Linked DNA regions of Homo sapiens: all the other regions are linked to region 2. The links are chromatin loops, found by intact Hi-C in ENCODE. Cell type or tissue: B cell. All regions are shown on one strand. Region 1 has its middle 9.8 kb from the start of CD200R1L. Region 2 has its middle 62 kb from the start of CD200R1L. Region 3 has its middle 35 kb from the start of CCDC80.

Region 1 (4,000 bases), 52 kb after region 2:
TGCATCCACTGACTGTAAGGGGGAATCCCACAAACCTGGGGTAGGATCTCAGCATTGAGGGGTAGGGGGAAGGTGGAGACTTAACACAGAAGTGGAAAACTGGATATAGACAAAAGTGGAGACTTGAGACAGAGGAGGAACTTTAAGCGAGTCCAACATAATAAAAACCACAATGCAGAAGTCTGGGGGCTGATGACTCAATTCTCTTTCAGCAGCCTGCTCTGCCTCATATTTGAGGGTGTACTGCCTCTTTAAATAAACTCTGTTACTACTTAAACTTTGCTGCTACTGCTGCTGTTTTCCAGCCAGACCAGCCCACTTTTTCCTTGGAGTGTACTTTATTTACCTTCAGTAAATTCTCTGCTCTCTTTGCTAAATTGTCTCTTGGCTGAATTCTTTCTCTGAAGTAAAACAAGAACCGAGCACCCCCACACTTCCTGGTAACATTTCCATCATGTAATCTCCAAGTAGGAACAGTTTTCTTTCTTTTGTTCTCACTGGTATGTCTCTTATTTCCTTTTCTTACTTTATTGCACTGGCTAGAATCTTCAATACTTCATTGAATAAGAGTTGTGAGACCTGACATTCTTGCCCTGTTCACTATTTAAGGGAAAAGCATTCAATTTTTCACCATTAAGTACAATGTCATCTATAGGTTTTTACAGGTGCTCTTTATCAAGTTGGAGATGTTCCCTTTCTATTCCTATTTTTCTGTGGGTTTTCATTATGAATTGGTGTTATGGACTGAATTGTGTCCTCTTAAAATCCATATGTTAAAGCTTGAATCCCAAACATAACCATTTTGGGAGATAAAGCTTTTAAGGAAGTAATTAAGATTAAATGAGGTTATAAAGGTGAAACTCTAATTCTGTAGGACTGGTTTTCTTATAAGAGAAGGAAGAGGCATTAGAGATCACCTTCTCTCTTCATAAGCCAAGAAGAGGAACCTCACCAGAAACCACCCCTGGTGGAAACTTGATATTGATCTTCTGGCCTGTAGAACTGTGAGAAATCAACTTCTGTTGTTTATAAACTACACAGTTTGTGGTATTTTATGGCAGCCTGGGCAGAATAAGAAAATTGGTGTTGAATTTTGTCAAATGATTTTTCTATGCAGTTGATAAATGCATTTTAGTGACTTGTAACATTTAAGAGAGAAAAAAAAAGAATAATCATTAGGGAAACTGACAAATCACATAATAAAATTTTCATCTTTTGTTTTCCATGTTGTTATCAAAGTTACGGTGTAGCAGCTTATTTAAGCTCTACTGGAAAATTTGAGTAAATAATACAGAAGAATGAGAAACTTGTGTATAGTTTGATGGCTGTGTTATAAGTTGCATATCATTTAAAATTAAATGATGAAAAATAATTTAGAATAACCTTTGGTAATATTCTCAAGGTCTGAGAAAGGATTAAACACTTTATCTTTTGAAAAATATATATTATCAGAAAATTTTAGAGCATCATAATGACCATACAAATGAACTATGCTCTATTAATGGAATGGTGGTGACTAACATATTAGCACTAATCACAAGGGCTATTGACCGCTTAAAATGAGGATAATCATAACTGCAGTCAGAAATTTGGAGAACTGGGGTGGGAGATGTGGTGACAGTGTGGTAAAACCTGCCCTCTGCAACTAATGGGTATGAAAAATGGCATTGCTAGTTTGGAAGTGTATTAGTTTGCTAGGGCCACTGTAATAAAGAGTGCTACCAAACTAAATGGCTTAAGCAACATAAATGTATTGTTTCACTGTTTTGGAGGCTAGAAGTCTAAGATCAAGGCATCAGCAGGGCTAGTTCATTCTGAGAACTGTTAATATAGTTGTTATTGCTGTTTTTAATGCTGTCTTGATTCAGTTTAGAGGTCCTGGTTGGCTACATGCCAGAAAGTTCCCCTTCTTGAGCACCCAAATGAGGCCAAACCTCAACCACTTCCTTTATCTGGGCTGTCATATCCATGGCCATTATCTCCCCAGACAGTCTGTTTAATTGACAGACATAATGGTTTCCTTAAACAACTTTTTAAAAGTCCTTTCTGGCAAATAAACCCCTAGATGGGTCTGTCTTGCCTCAGACTTTAATCTTCCTTAATTCAAGTCTCCTTAGCCAATGTATACCTCATACCAATTTTTAAAAAGTTTTCAATCACCCTTTCCTATATTTAATGGGGCTATGTCTCATATCCTAGTATATGATGACTCATTATATCTGAGACCCTTTAATAATGTCTTCCCCGCCTCTGTCTTTAGGGATTTTTGATCCTGTCCACATCCCATAAGGGCTGGAAGCCAGATGGAAGACATATACTCTCCTGGGGCCTATTAATCATAGATTGCCCCAAGGGTCAGGTACCTACGCATCTGATAGGGGACCCATTTATGCCTGAACTTCCATCACCCAAAAAACCTTCCTTAATATTTGGGTCATAAGAGGTAATTAATCTTGGCTCTTTGTCTCTTTCCCTTCAGGGAACTGATACTAGTTTCCAAGGTCATTCTGACAGTGTGCATTGCCAAGAAGGGAGATAGAAAACTCTAGTTAGTAAATAAAAATCACATCTGGAGATAGTAATAAAATTAACCATATCCTATAATTATAAAACCAGACAACCCCTCCTTCATGATAAAACATGCTGAAAAAATTAAAATCAGACAACAAAAGACTTTCAAGGGCAGCTGCACACCATTCTGTTGACTGTTGGTCTGTTAATACTGGTTTGGTGCTTTTGGTAATGAAAAGACCTAAACCCTTCAAGTAAGCTATTGTTTCAACCAAACAAGACAAATACTGAGGCCTACATGCCACTGAGTTTGGCTAATGCAAACCCTGTAGCCCCAAAACCTCACCGGCTTGCCCATCACCAACCAAACTGAAAACTGAGGCAAAGGGCCCACAGTAACTGGCTAAATGGAAGGGTGTCACTACAGTCTGGAGCTCCAATCTCAGGCACAGATACTTTAATTAGCAAACAACCTGTCCTCTATTAAAAACGTGCACACAAATCAGACCATATGATTGAAAATCTTTCTTTTTAACTTTTATTTTAGGCTAAGGAGTATGTGTGCAGTTTTGTTATATAGGAAAACTCATGCAATGAGGGTGTGTTGTGCAGATTATTTCATTATCCAGATACTAAGCTTAATATTTAATAGTTATTTTTACTGCTCTTCTTCCTCCTCCCATCCTTAATCCTTAGGTCAGTCTCAGTGTCTGTTGTTCCCCTGTTTGTGTCCATGTGCTCTCATCATTTAGCTCCCACTTACAGGCGAGAACATGCCGTATTTGCTTTTCCATTTCTGTGTTAGTTTGCTAAGGATAATGGCCTCTAGCTCCATTCATGTTCCTGCAAAGGACATAATCTCATTTTTCTTTATGGCTGCATAGTATTCCATGGTGTATATGTACCACATTTTCTTTATCCAGTCTGTCATTGATGGGCATTTAGGCTGATTTCATGTCTTTGCTATAGTAAATAGAGCTACAATGAAAATACGTGTGCATGGGTCTTTATGATGAACATGTTATATTTACTTTATGTTCCTTTTGGTATATACCCAGTAATGGGATTGCTGGGTTGAATGGTAATGATGATTTTAGCTTTGTAGTGAATCACCACACTGCTTTCCATAATGGTTGAACTAATTTATAGTCCCACCAACAGTGCATAAACATTCCCTTTTCTCTGCAACCTCATGAGAATCTGTTATTTTTTGACTTTTTAATAGTCATTCTGACTGGTGTGAGATGGTATCTCATTATGGTTTTGATTTGCATCTCTCTAATGATCAGTGGTATTGAGCTTTTTTTCAAATGCTTGTTGGCTGCATGTATGCCTTCTCTCTGTTCAGGTCCTCTGCCCACTTTTTAATGAGGTTGTTTGTTTTTTGCTTGTTGATTGAAATACCTTATAGATGCTGGATATTAGACCTTTGTCGAATGCATAGTTTGAAAATATTTTCTTCCATTCTGTGGGTCATCTGTTTACTCTG
Region 2 (4,000 bases):
ATTTATGAATTTTCATCAACATACAAAAATCAGTTGCATTTCTATATACTAATAAACTATCTGTAAAGGAAATGAGGAAAACAATCCTATTTACATTAGCATCAAAAAATACTTGTGAATAAGCTTAACTAAGCAAGTGAAATACTTGTTCACTGAAAATTACAAAACATTGATGAAAGAAATTAATGAAGACACAAACAAATGGAAAGACATTCTGTGTTCATGGATTGGAAGGCTTAATATTGTTACAATGTTTATACTACCTGTTATGGTTTTCATGTTTGTGTTCCCTCCAAAATTCTTGTTGAAACTTAATGCTCAATGCAACAGCATTAAGAGGGGGGCCCCTCAGAAGTGATTAAGCTATAAAGGCTTCACCCTCATGAATGAACTACTGACTTAATAAAGAGGCAGACAGGGACCCCCTTTGTCCCTTCTGTCATGTGAAGACACAACATACTTACTCTGCAGAGGATTTAGCAAGAAGGCATCGTCTTTGAAGCAAATAGTAGCACTCATAAGACACTGAGTCTACTGGTGCCTTGATCTTGAAGTTCTCAGCCTTCAGAGCTGTGAGAAATAAATTTCTTTTGTTTGCAAATTACTCAGTCTGTGGTATTTTGTCATAGCAGCAAAATAGGCTAAGACACTACAAAGATCTACAGATTCAATTCAATTCTTATCAAAATTCCATGACATTTTTACAGAAATAGAAAATCAATTATAAAATTCATATGAAACCATAAAAGACCTTAAACAGCCAAGAATAAACTTGGAGGCATTACACTTCCTTATATCAAAATATACTACCAGGCTACAGTAATTAAAACAGTATGCTACTGGCATAAAGACATCTATAGACCAGCATAACAGAATAGAGATCCCAGAAATAAATTCATGCATATATAGTCAACTGATCTTCAACTAGGATTCCAAAAATACACAATGGGGACAGAACAGTCTCTTTGACAATTGATATTGGGGAAACTGAATAACCCTAGGCAAAAGAATAAAATTGGGCCCTATCTTATGGCCTACACAAAAATCAACTCAAAATAGAGGGTGGGCAAGAAATAGAGGATAGAATTTCTTTGTTATTTCACTAAAAATCCCAAATTCACCTTCAAATGTGTTGAGGAATTATCTATCTGGAGACAAGAATCTGATCCTGGTGATAACTCTGTAGTATAGAAAGTTAACAAATGTGCACAATTATATCCATCTTTTTCATACAAAGTTATCACTAACCATTCTTTTTGTCTAGCCAAACTGAAACCAGTATGAACCACTGGAAGTGGGTGGGGAGAACGCACAGGAAAATCCAAGGGCAGGATTATTGTGTGGTCAGGAAGATGTAAGGAGAATTTATGGGCAGAAACTTCAGCCTACTGGTCAGCACTCTTTATCTTTACCTTTGCAACCCATGTAGCAACCCTGAGTTTGCAGAAGGAAAGAGCATATCCTAAATTGCTTTAGCCAAAAAAAACAAACTGAACAGAGATGAAAAGAGATATTAAGTAAATATTATGAAGTAGAAGAGGCTAATACAATAATTTAGGTGAAGAATTATTTGTATTATGATCTTTTTGAGCATGTTACTTTTAAATACTTTCTGCCTCAGTGATTTCTATGTTAAAGTGCATATCCCTGGAAGGAGAGATTGTGTGTAACTCCTCTCATAAGCCACACAACAAAATACCAAAAAATATACATAGACACACATACAAAATGCAGTAGAAGATAAGGAAAATTACTTATGAAAAGGTCTTTCTTTCTATGCTGGTTATTCTTCTACCGTATCATTAATTGACTTAGGATAAGTTTCTTAACCTTTTCGAATCTCTACTTCCTTATCTATAAAAATAAATATAACTATACATGCCTCATAAGAATCATTCTGACAGTATCTGGGACATAGCTCAATCAATTACAATTGGATCTGAATCCTGGGTCAAATATACATGCTTCTCTTGAAATAAGTAAATGTATAAAAGCACAAACCAGAAAATTCAGTCATTATCACCTCAACTGTGCAAACAGGAAATGCTTCTATTTAAGTTGCTCATGAGCCAAAAATACAACCATCTAAGAGAGCAGGGGATTTCTCACCAGTGCTAATGGAGCAGAGCAAGAGAAGTAAAATACCATAACTAGGCCTATTATACAGTGGAAGAAAACATAGAGGCAAAGATAAGAAAAAAAAAATAGAAATAACTCCCTTTGGAAGATGGCTTCAGCTTTTGGGATACTGTTCACATTTTTTTTCATAGCTGGTGAGTCTGTTGGCCAAGTTGCGGGGATGCTGAGGGGTATTGGGCGAAGTAGAGAGGAAACCATAATTAGAAAAATACATTAGAATATTTTTCCACTAGAGCTTTTCCACTAGTCCTTTAAAATGCTCAGTTTAAAATAGCTCAAAGAGTGAAAATGCTACTTTATTTTAATCACTATGTTTTAAAAAAGAAAGATAATGTCTTAATTACTTATATTTCTGCCAAAATTATCTTTGAAAAAACATTTCTTAATAAAAAAATAAAAAAATGCCACAGGATTTTAAATAAAAATGGAGATTTCTAGTTTGACATGGTGAATTGAATAGATGTATCGTGTCTATTCTCTCCTGAATGGCTATTAATATGACAATAATAATATTTAAAACATATAGGCCTAAAGGAATCAAAATGTCAGGAGAGAAGACACAGGGGGTTAGGAAACATTAACGTATTTTGGAGGATGGAAAGCTTGATCACCCAGGAGAATAGAGGAAGCTGAACGTGTTTCTTCAGGAGGAAACAGAACCAAGCTGCAAAGGCTCAAGAATTGGGTTTTGCAGAAAGTGAGTGCAAAGCCCAGGTCTGGAATTAAGAGAATTGTTTGAAATTCTGTGTAAGAGGTGGTTAGACCCTGAAAAGTCTCAACATTCCCTTCCAAATTCTCAGATTTTAGATTTATTCCCTATAGAACATGAATCACAAAGAATTTAGTCTTACAGACAATGGGAACAGAAAGATTCAAGAGGAGATATGGGGCTGAAAATAGGTGGATTAAGTGGAATCTATATATTTACCAGAGAAATACACCCCCAATCCCTGCCAGCCCTCATTCCCTGTCCAGGTCCCCAAATACCCCAGATAGGCACACATACCTCTTGGGACAAGATTTTGAGCAACTTTCAAGGCAGAAACTGAATGACCCTTGCGAATATGCTACAGATTCAAAGAAAATTTCAGGCATGTAAACTCTCAAATAAGGAGAAAACCAGTAAAGAAGCTAGGATTCTGGAAACATGGGCTTCAATAGAGAAGACAGCTGAGGAGATTTCCCAGGTAAATATCAAAAGAAAGTGCCAGAATAAGAAATCATAAAATGGAAATAGGAAGCAACCAGTCAGGATTGGAGCAGGAGAGTAAAGATTTCTGGAAATAAATTTAAAGTGGAACTCAGACCAACTTAGTTGGTCACAGATGACTTTTTATTATTCCCCTGAATATCATTTTCTTCCACTATGCCTCTTCATAATCAGCTTGTTATATCAGTTCAAATGCAACATTGCTATGCCTCTGTTAGTATCATCTCTTCATAAATCCTTCAATTTCTCCAAAATTACATTTCTCAGGAAATTCACTTTAGTTGTCATAAATTCTGTACATAGTTCCATTTGTGGAGAACGCAGTGACTGTAGCAAAGCTGTCAGAGTAAAAACAAGACCATGATTAGCTTACTAATTCTTGTACCTGTAACTCCCAGAATTTTATAGTGAATTTCTTTTAAAATCCTCCACTTGAATACCTGCCTTCATCTCTGAACTTGTCTGCATCTAGTACAGGAAGCAAAGAAAGGAGAAAGGATAGATAACATTGTGTTAATTAAGATGTATCATATTGGGCTGGGTACATTGGCTCACATCTGTAATCTCAACATTTTGGAAGGCCAGGACCAATGGATTGCTTGAGGCCAGGTGTTTGAGACCAGCCTGGGCAACATAACAAGACCCCATCTT
Region 3 (4,000 bases), 230 kb after region 2:
TGTATAATACTTAACTGCCTGTGTCAAGTAATTCAGCCTAGACCTGACCCTTTCCCTTATTTGTGCAGGTGACTCTGTTTCTGCCCCAGGCCAACCTTAATACCCAAGGCCCTTCACCAGTTTTTGCAGCAAAGATTTTTTGGTAATTTTAGTGGTGATCTGGAGATTCATAGGAAAGAGTCACATCTCCCAATGCTCTGCTCAGTCCCCCACCTCCTGCAGCTACCTATTTCTCTAAGCCTCCCCCGACTTCCCCCACTTCTCCAGCCAGACTCCCATCACTCTTCACATTTCCTCTGCAGTGCTTGGTCCCAGTCTTCCGTCTACTTTCCTTCTTCACTTAAGACCAAGGCTATGTCTTTTACCCACCTCATTGCTATCAAAGCCCTTTCTCCCTTAGGAAATTATCTGGCCAGCTACTAAGAAGATAAATTTGTTTCTGTATCCTGACAGAAGTTATTGCTGTCTTCCCAAGGCTGACCTGACAAGTGTGTTGCTGTAGTAACCACATCTAAAAAAATGTGTGGCCAACAGCAAAGATATGGAATCAACCTAAGTGTCCTGTCAATGGATAATAGGATAAAGAAAATGTGGTATATAAACACAATGGAATACTATTCAGCCATAAAAAAGAATGAAATAATGTGTTCTGCGGTGACATGGATGGAACTGGAGGCCATTGCCTTAAGTGAAACAACTCAGAAACAGAAAGTCAAATACTGCATGTTTTCACTTATAAGTGGGAGCTATATAATGTGTACACATGGGCAAAGAGTGTGGAATGATAGACACTAGAGACTTGGAAGGGTGGGGGCACAGAAGGTGGGGAGATTATGAGAAATTACTTAATTGGTACAAAGTACATTTTTCAGATAACAAATCCAGTAAAAGCCATGACTTCACCACTGTGCAATACATGCATGTAACGAAATTTCGCTTGTACCCTTTAAATTTATACAAATAAAAAATGCATAGAGAATGGGAGGGGACCTTCTTCTCAAAGAGAATCTCAGCCCTTGGTTATTAAAACAAAGGCCAAAGCTCATGCACACCTCAGAAATCAGGTCTAAAATTTTCAGACTGATATCAGATATCCACTGGTGGCTAGCGGGTTCACCTGCATCAATTTGTATGATTTTATTAAGGAGGGGATAAAAAAAAGTTTGCACACTTCTGTCCTCCTTGCAAGCTTTGCACAGCTGCCTTCCTAGGGCTTGCAAAATATAGTTTCAAATGTGAAGGGGGCATTTATAACTCAGCATCTCAGGTCTCCAGGGGCAGGAAAAATGATACTAGGATAATGTCTGCCACCAACCAGGATTGTCTCTCTTACCTCCTCTGTGGCTGCATTTGGGAGAATAAGGGCTGAAAAGGCAGGGAGAGTGGATAGGGCCTCTCCAACAGTTTGGGCAGCATGAGGTAGAGAGCAGAATAAATACTGCTCAAGGAAGTGAAACCCGCTATTGGGTTTGTAATGCCTCTTTGCTGTTCTGCTAGCTCCCGCACTCCAGAGATGACTAAGCAGCTGATTCATTGTGGCACCCTCAGAAAAACAGCTCAGCCCTGAGAGAGGAGTCATGCAAGAGGAGAGGGCGCGCATGTGTGTGTGTGTGTTACGGGTGAGGGGGTGGTGTCTGTCAACATGTCTTTTAATGAGCAGTCACAGTATTTTACAAAGGCTTGAATTAGTTGCCAATATGTTTAAAGAAACACAAAGATGAGGTTTTTTTTGCATGAAAAATCCGAATTTGTGAATATCAGCTGATCTGACACCCTGTGTTACTTTAATAGCTTCCTTGCTGGTCTTCCTGCTTCCATCATTTTCTCTTTTACAGTCTGTTTTCAACCCAGCAGCCAGAGGGATCCTTTTCCAATGTAAATCAAATTATGTCACTTCCTTGATTAAAATCTTCCCATGATGTTCCATCTCACTCAGAGTAAAAGTGAGAGTCCCAGAAATGCTCTGTGAGACCTACCTGCTGAGGTACCCTGTTACCTTTCACCTGTCCTAGTCTTCCCTGTCCTCTTCCTCTCCTTCCCCTTCCACTTTCCTCTCCATCTCCTCCTCTTTCTTTTCCTCCTTCTCCTAGTATAAAAGATGGAACCAGACTATTCTGTGGCTCTATTTTCTGTGTGTTTTTGAGTAAATTACTTAACTGGTCTGTGCCTCACTTCCTCATTGGTGAAATGAGGCTAAAAATCGTATCCTGTTCGTAGTGTTGTTTTGAGAACAAAATGAGTTAATATTTTTAAAGCCCCTAAGACAGTGCCCGACACATAATAAAAATAATCCCATTGCTCTTCTAATCCAGCCATGCGGATTTTCTTAATTTTGCTCAAATAAGATAGGTTTGCTCCTGCCTCAGTGCCTTTGCAGATGCTCCTTTCTCTGCCAGGCTGTGGCTTCTACAAATACCCATCTCTTTCAAGCCTTACTTACCTGTATTTGAAGTGAATGAAAAATTGAAAAACAAAAACCCAAGTGGACCAAAAAATAAACAAACAAAAGCCAGCCAGGAAGAAATGAAGAGTATTGATTAAATTCAGCAAATAAATGGAAGAAAAAAAAAATCTCAAAATAAAGACTCATTTACAAGGTGGCTTTAGGAAAAGAGATTCAAATTAAAATTTAACAAGAAACATTGAAGAAAACTGGAAAATAACCAAAATAATTAAAATTTATAGTAATTTTTTTCTAGAAAATCATGAGGACACCTAAAGTATAAATTAGATATGGCTCAGCACTGTCTAGTTTACAATTTACCTTATGAAGTCAACTTATTGCTCTAAGTATTTGGGTCCAAGCATCTGGGACCAGCTTGTTACCATCTCTGACTATTGGAAAACCTTTTGCCAATTGCTTCCCCTCTGCTTCCTTTTCTAGTCCCGTCTGAACTGTCTTGTCTGGCCCTGTTTCCACCCAGGAAGCCGCAGATCCTGACTCCTTGTGTTTGTTTCTCTGCCCAGATGAGAAACACCCATCACCTCTGACTTTCCAAGGAGCAAATCACGCTCCGTGCCGGGCTCCCCCAACAACACCACTCCCTCTTCCCTTGCGATCTCCAGGTCCTCCTTTGACACTTCACTTCTCCTGAGAATCATACTGCTTCTGTTTCTACTCTGCATGCCAGAAGTTATTGCTTTCATCTATTCAATAAAGATTTATTTTAAGCAATTAAGTACCTGATATGTTTTTTTTTCCACCAGGGAACTTTGTACAATTTTATGTTTTTAAAAATTATTTCCAGAGGGATCTGAACAATTACAAATGGAGGCTTCAGTATGAGTACCTTAAATAAATATCACCTATTATTCAGAGACAAGGAGAGGATGGGAAAGGCACATTCCCTCTCTGGTCCTGGGGAGTTGAGGCCGCATAGAGGGGTCTCCTCTAAGCAGTCTGGAACATTGTTTATAACTCCTGATTGGCCCTGTTCTTGATCATGCCTTTCCTGGACTCCACAGCACTGTGGGACTAATGTAGAAAGGCTCTGTTCAACCAATAAGAAAAAAGACATTTTGTGTCATGCCTGGCAAGAACCTGCCTCCCCACTTTATCCTGAAGTGAGGCTTGTCTGGGAGACCTGGGCTCACTAAAAGGACTCAGAAATACATAAGCTGTCGAAGGTGTGAAAATGAATGTCATATGACGGAAAAGTTTTCAAAATATTAAAAACTTCAGGAAGGGGAAGAGGAACAAGACTATAGAAGAAAACGAAATCTCAAAATAAGAGTGTGGATTTTGTGTGATGTTTGAATTAGAGCTAGAGGAAGAGTAGAGAGGAGAGAGTTATTGGTTTTCCTCTCAGCAACTTTTTTTAAGGCACTTACAAAACTCAGATGTTGATTTATTTTTTTTTTCCTTTTCAGTAACCTTGTCTGATGAAGTCTTCATCTAACCATTCTCTGCCCCTTCAAATGAGATCATTGTTTTCGTAACATGTTTTGGGGTGGAAAAGAGTTTGGTGAATTTGTTCCAGAATAGATAGTGTCAACTCAA

What was found. A loop is a pair of places that touch in the nucleus more often than their neighbours do. Peaks named below come from ENCODE experiments on the same cell type or tissue, not always from the same donor. Only the 100,000 strongest peaks of a DNase experiment are listed, where the experiment ranks them.
Region 1: a loop joins it to region 2, with 1.9 times the contacts of the local background. A loop is called at or near these places in 1 of 110 quality-filtered maps.
Region 3: a loop joins it to region 2, with 2.5 times the contacts of the local background. A loop is called at or near these places in 1 of 110 quality-filtered maps.

What each region holds. Positions count from the first base shown.
Region 1 is chr3:112,854,688-112,858,687 of GRCh38, reverse strand. No RefSeq gene overlaps it. Among named protein-coding and RNA genes, the nearest start is that of CD200R1L, 9.8 kb to the right of the region's middle. In B cell, no CTCF peak of the experiment used is centred here; DNase peaks (open chromatin) are centred at 37, 921 and 1,907.
Region 2 is chr3:112,906,514-112,910,513 of GRCh38, reverse strand. No RefSeq gene overlaps it. Among named protein-coding and RNA genes, the nearest start is that of CD200R1L, 62 kb to the right of the region's middle. In B cell, no CTCF peak of the experiment used is centred here; a DNase peak (open chromatin) is centred at 2,093; H3K4me3 peaks cover 2,207 bases; H3K27ac peaks cover 3,408 bases.
Region 3 is chr3:112,674,510-112,678,509 of GRCh38, reverse strand. No RefSeq gene overlaps it. Among named protein-coding and RNA genes, the nearest start is that of CCDC80, 35 kb to the right of the region's middle. In B cell, no CTCF peak of the experiment used is centred here; a DNase peak (open chromatin) is centred at 1,519; H3K27me3 peaks cover 296 bases.